Regions from separate parts of the Homo sapiens genome. Here region 1 is linked to region 2. A link is a contact called in ENCODE Hi-C or POLR2A ChIA-PET data. All regions are on one chromosome and are shown on one strand. The core of a region is the stretch at or near the end of the contact, and the rest is flanking DNA. Distances in the headings are between cores, read along the strand shown. Region 1 overlaps HRH1 (histamine receptor H1). Region 2 overlaps HRH1 (histamine receptor H1).

Region 1 (2,700 bases), core at 107-2,606, 37 kb before region 2:
GATAGTCCTAAATGTATGAGCTAAATTTTTGTGACCTTGAGTTAGGCAAAGATTTCTGAGACACAGCACCAAAGGCATAAGGAATTTTTAAAAACTGCTAAATTGGACTTCATCAAGATGAGAAACTTTTGGGTTTCAAGAGGTACCACTAAGAAAATGAAAAGCTATGGAATGGAAGAAAATATTTATAGGTCATATATCTGATATATCATATATCTGATGTATCCAAAATACACAAAGAACACTTCCAACTCAATCATAAGAAGATAAATAACCCAATTTATAAATAGGCAAAGGATTTATATAGACATTTCACCAAATAAGATAGAGGAATGGCTCAAAAGCACATGAAAGGATGTTCAACATCATTAGTCATTAGGGAAATGAAAATCAAAACCACAGTGAGATACCACTTCACATGGACTAGGATGACTATAATTTAAAAAGAAGGACAATAACAAGTGTTGGTGAAGATGTGGAGAAAGAAGAACTCTGAAACACTGCTGGTGGAAATGTCAAATGGTGCAGCTACTGTGAAAAGCAATCTGATAGTTCTTCAAATGGTTAAACATAGTTACCATATGACTCAGTGATTCCACACCTAGATATATACCCAAGAGAACTAATCGTGTGACCACAGAAAAACTTGTATGCAGATACTCATAGCATTATTCATAACCACCAAAAAGTGGAAAAAAACCAAATGTTCATCAACTGGTGAATGGATTTTGATTAAAATGTGGTCCATTTGTCAATAAAAAGAAACACAGTACTGTTCCAAGCTACACCATGGGTGAACTGGAAAAACATCATGCTAGGTGAATGAAGCCAGACACAAAAGGCAACACATTGAATGATTCCATTTATATGAAACGTCCAGAATTGGCAAATTTATAGAGACAGAGAATAGATTAGTGGTTGCCTGGTAGTGGAGGGGGGGACAGGAAGGGATCTTTTGGAAAAAACAGAAATGTTCTAAACTTGGATTCTGATGATGTTTATACAACTCTGTACATTTACTAACGATAACTGAATTGTATGATTCACTTAGAATGGGTGAATTTTATGATAGGTAAATTACACCTCAATCAAGTTGTTTTTAAAATTTTTCAGTGGATGAAGAAAGAGGCTGCTCTGGGTTCCAGATCTGTCTGTTTTTAAAATCTATTTCACTACACCAGTGCTGGGAAACAGGATCAGCTATAAGATTCTTCAGTTTCATTTAAATGAAAACAAACTAGTTGCTTAGCGGAAGAACTGCTTTAGCCAGAACCAAGATTTAGATAAAATAGATATCATGATTTCTTGTGAAAGGGGCAGTGAGATGTTATGCGTAACTTCTAAATTAGTCATCAGAAGTGGAAGGAGAGGAATGACTGAGCTACATCAAACCCTTTCCTCCCGCACATCTGTGATCTTTCTCATTTTATAATTTGGTTTAAGAGATTGAACTTGTTTGATTGTTTGTCTGCTCCCCACAACCCCCAGCCCTGGTGTGACAGGCTGGGATTTTTAAAGCTAAGTGCAGGAAAGGGAAACTGAAGGATATTATCACTAAATGGCAAAACAAACAAACAAACAAACAAACAAACAAAGGCAGCATTAAAAGCCCAGCTCAGTTATCTCTTACTTTCTGACCTCAAAAAGCAAGGGAGAGGCTGGGCGCAGTGGCTCACGCCTACAATCCCAGCACTTTGGGAGGCTGAGGTGGGCAGATCACAAGGTCAGGAGTTCGAGACCACCCTGGCCAATATGGTGAAACTCCGTCTCTACTAAAAATACAAAAAAATTAGCAGGGCGTGGTGGCGCATGCTTGTAATCCCAGCTACTCGGGAGGCTGAGGCAGGAGAATTGCTTGAACCTGGGAGGTAGAGGTTGCAGTGAGCTGAGATCACGCCACTGCACTCCAGCCTGGTTGACAGAGCAAGACTCCATCTCAAAAAAAAAAAAAAAAAAAAAAAAAAAAAGGAAAAGAAAAAGAAAAGAAATATTTTCAGGATTGCATCAGGCTGGGAGAGTTTCCATATTGCATCGTTTAATCCTCAATCGTTTAATCCTTAATCGTTTACCGTGCTGGTAACCTCACCAAAATAATTCTGCCCCCAGCCTCCCATTTTAATGATGTGGAAAGAGAGGCTTCTGGAGTTTTTAGGGCTTGGTGCCTGCACTAAGAGATCCCAGAGTGACTGAAGAGCAAGTTTCACTTAAAGGCCCAGGTGGCACCCATCTGCTAAGACCTTCCAGTGAACTTCACATACTCCCCCCACTCCATCCTCTTTTCCATTGTGAAGAGAGGGAAATAAATAAACACTTTAAATAAAGATTCCAGGGAATTGAAAACATGGACATCCGTGCTAACGTGAGAAAAGGATACAGTGAATACATCATCCTCTTTTTCACTGTGAAAAGAGGAAAATAAACAAACGCTTTAAATAAAGATTCCAAGGAATTCGAAAATATGGATATCCGTGCTAACATGAGACAAGGACACAGTGATTACACCACCACACCCAGCACACACACAAGTATCATTTCAGGATAGGATGAATAATGTGTTCATTTTGTTCCGAATCCTTGGAGATTAAACTCTGAGAAATACACTTTCAAAGACCAAAGTCATTCAGGCTGTTCTCTTCTTGAGGAAAAAAAAAGTGATTGATGATATTGAACTAAATAAAAGAGCTGGCAGGAGAAAAAGAG
Region 2 (2,700 bases), core at 133-2,632:
ATGAGATACTATTCAATGTTAAAAATAAATAAGCTATCAAGCCATGGGGAGAGATGGAGGAAACTGACATGCATACTATTAAGTGAAAGAAGCCCATCTGAAAACGCTACGTACTATATGGTTCCAACTGTATGACGTCCTGGAAAAGGCAAAACTTTGGAAACAGTAAAAAGATCAATGGTTAGCAGGATTTGGGCAGGGGAAGGGATGAATAGGCAGATCACAGATGATTTTTAGGAGAGTAAAAAATGCACGGTATTAGAATGATGGATACATATTATCCATTTGTCCAAACCCACAGAAAGTGCAACATCAAGAGGGAGCCCTCATGGAAACTGTGGCTCTGGGTGACAATGATGTGTCATGTAGGCTCATCCGTGGTAACAAATGCACCACTCTGTGGGGATGTTGACAGTGCAGGGGACTGTGCATATGTGAGGACAGAGGGTACATGTAAATCTCTATATCTTCAGCAGAATTTTGCTGTGACCCTAAGACTGCTTGAAGAAAAATAAAGTCTTCGTTAAAACAAAACAAAACATCTTGGCTAGGGGATGGAGGAGGGTGGGGGCCAGGAGGTCAATACCACATAGGGTCAGGATGCTAAAAGCTGGAAGAAGTCTTAGAAATCATCTAGTTAAAGTGGCTCCCAAACAAAGGTTCCCTTTATTTTTAATTAATTATTTATTTATTTATTTATTTATTTATTTATTGAGATGGAGTCTTGCTCTGTCACCCAGGCTGGAGTGCAGTGGTGTGATCTTGGCTCACTGCAACCTCTGCCTCTTGGGTTCAAGTGATTCTCCTGCCTCAGCCTCCCGAGTAGCTGGGATTACAAGGCGCTCACCACCACACCGGGCCAATTTTTGTATTTTTAGTAGAGACAGGGTTTCGCCATGTTGGCCAGGCTGGTCATGAACTCCTGACCTCACATGATCTGCCCCCCTTGGCCTCCCAAAGTGTTGGGATTACAGGCGTGAGCTACAGCGGCCAGCCTCAAAGTTTCCTTTTAATCTTTCCTTTTATTAGAAATTAGAAATAATTTTATCTACCGCAAAACTCAACCGTATGTATTAAGGAAGAATCCATTTTCCCCACCTCTGAATTACCCCAAGACCTCCAGCTCTTCAGTCCTGGTGCCTGCCCCGGTGAGGGGGGAGTATGTGGAGACAGCCAGCCCAGGCAATTTGGCAAAACAAGAGACTGCCCAACACTGCCACAGGCCTGGGCGGCAGACAAATGATTTCCTTTAACTTCTCGGAAAAGTTAACAATAGCCTGGACTTCACAGAGAGGGGCAAGGTCCCCGCTTTTATTTTTCCCAGCTGGACATGCTTCCTGTGAGCAACTCAGCAGGCACTTGGCAAGGCCCAGACAGGCTAGCTTTCTTCCTGGGCATGTCCCCCTTGAGGGTGTGGCAACAGCCCTGGTGACACCTGGAATTTTCAGACAGCCCTTCTCCGACTAGTCTAAGGATATGCTGTTTTTTCAGCCTGTTTCTTGGAACCCCATGTTTAACCTCAGGTCCTTATGAACCTCTGCAGAGGTTTCCCTCACTCTGATCCCCACTGTTAGGCACACACCCCAAAGCATCCAGGACACAGTGACTTCCTCTTAGCTCCTCTCCCTCATGTCTTTCTCTGCCCCTCCCACTGCCCTCTACCGTCCCCCAAGTCTAGTCTCTCTGCTTTGCTCTGGTTGCACCATTACTCACCATCCCATAATACCCCGTGCCCTTTCAGACTTTGGAGCTTGTGCACATGCTGTCCCCTTTGCCTATGAAAGGGCTTCCTCCATCTGAGCACCTGGCAAACTTCCATACAAGCAGGGCAAGTCAAATCCTTCTCCTGCACATCAGAGGCTTGCCTCTGTCAGCCCCTCTCTGGCCGTAGGGCAATTGGTTTATGTGCACTCTGCTTCCCCTTCTAGACTGAGGGGATCCTCTGAGAAAGATGGCATGTTTCCTCTGTTTGAGCTCCAGTTTGGACAGGGCCAGTAAGCAGCAGCGGGCCTCTGGATACCTTTCTCTAGCGAATCCACTGATAGATCCCCGAAAACTGCACACAGCATTTTGAGGGCAGGGGCATCTTTCTGAGGAGAGGCCCTCAAAGGGATCTATTCCCCCTTAAAAAACAAAGAATTCTACTCTAGACCCTCAGCATCTTAATGGAAGGGGATATGTCTAATCTTTTCCTCTATTTCACAGCTCTGCACATAGTAGGCCATTACTATAAAATGATATTAAGTCATGGAGTTTTTTTGAGCTGGTGATCTAGTCCAGCCTTCCCATTTCCCAGATGAAGGAGCTGAGCCCCAGAGCAGGGAAATGCCTTACTCATTTGTAAGCCAAATGGAATGATCAGGGGAAATGACTTTCTGCGTAAGGGTTAGGTAATGGTCATATATTAATATTAATTTCCTCACCCTTCCATGTATTCCCTAATCAGTTTTCAAGTTTCTACTCTGTGCGAGGTATAAGTGTGGGGATGCAGAAATGAACAGCACATAGTTCCTGCTCTTGGAGAGCTCACAAGCTGCAGGAAGAGATGAATGCCTGGATCATGGAGAAGCTAGACAGAGGAGGGAGGAATGATTTCCTGGCCTGGCCTCTAGGAAGCTTTGTGGAGAAGTGGCATCCAAGCTGTGCACAAAGGATGTCCCAGGCTCTTCAACGGCAGAGCTGAGCCCATGTCCCTGCTGT

Evidence for each region. Hi-C counts contacts between places; a loop is a spot of excess contacts on that map. ChIA-PET counts read pairs that join two places held with the same protein, here RNA polymerase II (POLR2A). Pooled maps may share reads with other maps.
Region 1: a loop to region 2 is called in a map of endothelial cell of umbilical vein, with 5 times the contacts of the local background. The contact joins two enhancer-like sites. A Hi-C loop is called at or near these places in 3 of 168 maps with a recorded cell type or tissue (PC-3, chondrocyte and endothelial cell of umbilical vein) and 4 of 50 pooled maps. POLR2A ChIA-PET finds 5 or more read pairs at or near these places in 11 of 52 experiments (AG04449, BJ, MCF 10A and 8 more).

The regions. Positions count from the first base shown.
Region 1 is chr3:11,236,932-11,239,631 of GRCh38, reverse strand. The region is part of intron 1 of HRH1 (histamine receptor H1); the gene reads right to left. Among named protein-coding and RNA genes, the nearest start is that of ATG7, 34 kb to the left of the region's middle. Within about 2 kb of position 1,356, at least 6 of the 41 ENCODE cell types and tissues checked have a DNase peak (open chromatin) inside an H3K27ac peak, as active enhancers do; they include PC-3 and endothelial cell of umbilical vein, where a contact is called at or near this core.
Region 2 is chr3:11,200,418-11,203,117 of GRCh38, reverse strand. All of the region lies in intron 1 of HRH1 (histamine receptor H1), which reads right to left. The region is part of intron 2 of LOC102723663 (a long non-coding RNA gene); the gene reads left to right. Among named protein-coding and RNA genes, the nearest start is that of HRH1, 47 kb to the right of the region's middle. Within about 2 kb of position 1,382, at least 5 of the 41 ENCODE cell types and tissues checked have a DNase peak (open chromatin) inside an H3K27ac peak, as active enhancers do; they include PC-3 and endothelial cell of umbilical vein, where a contact is called at or near this core.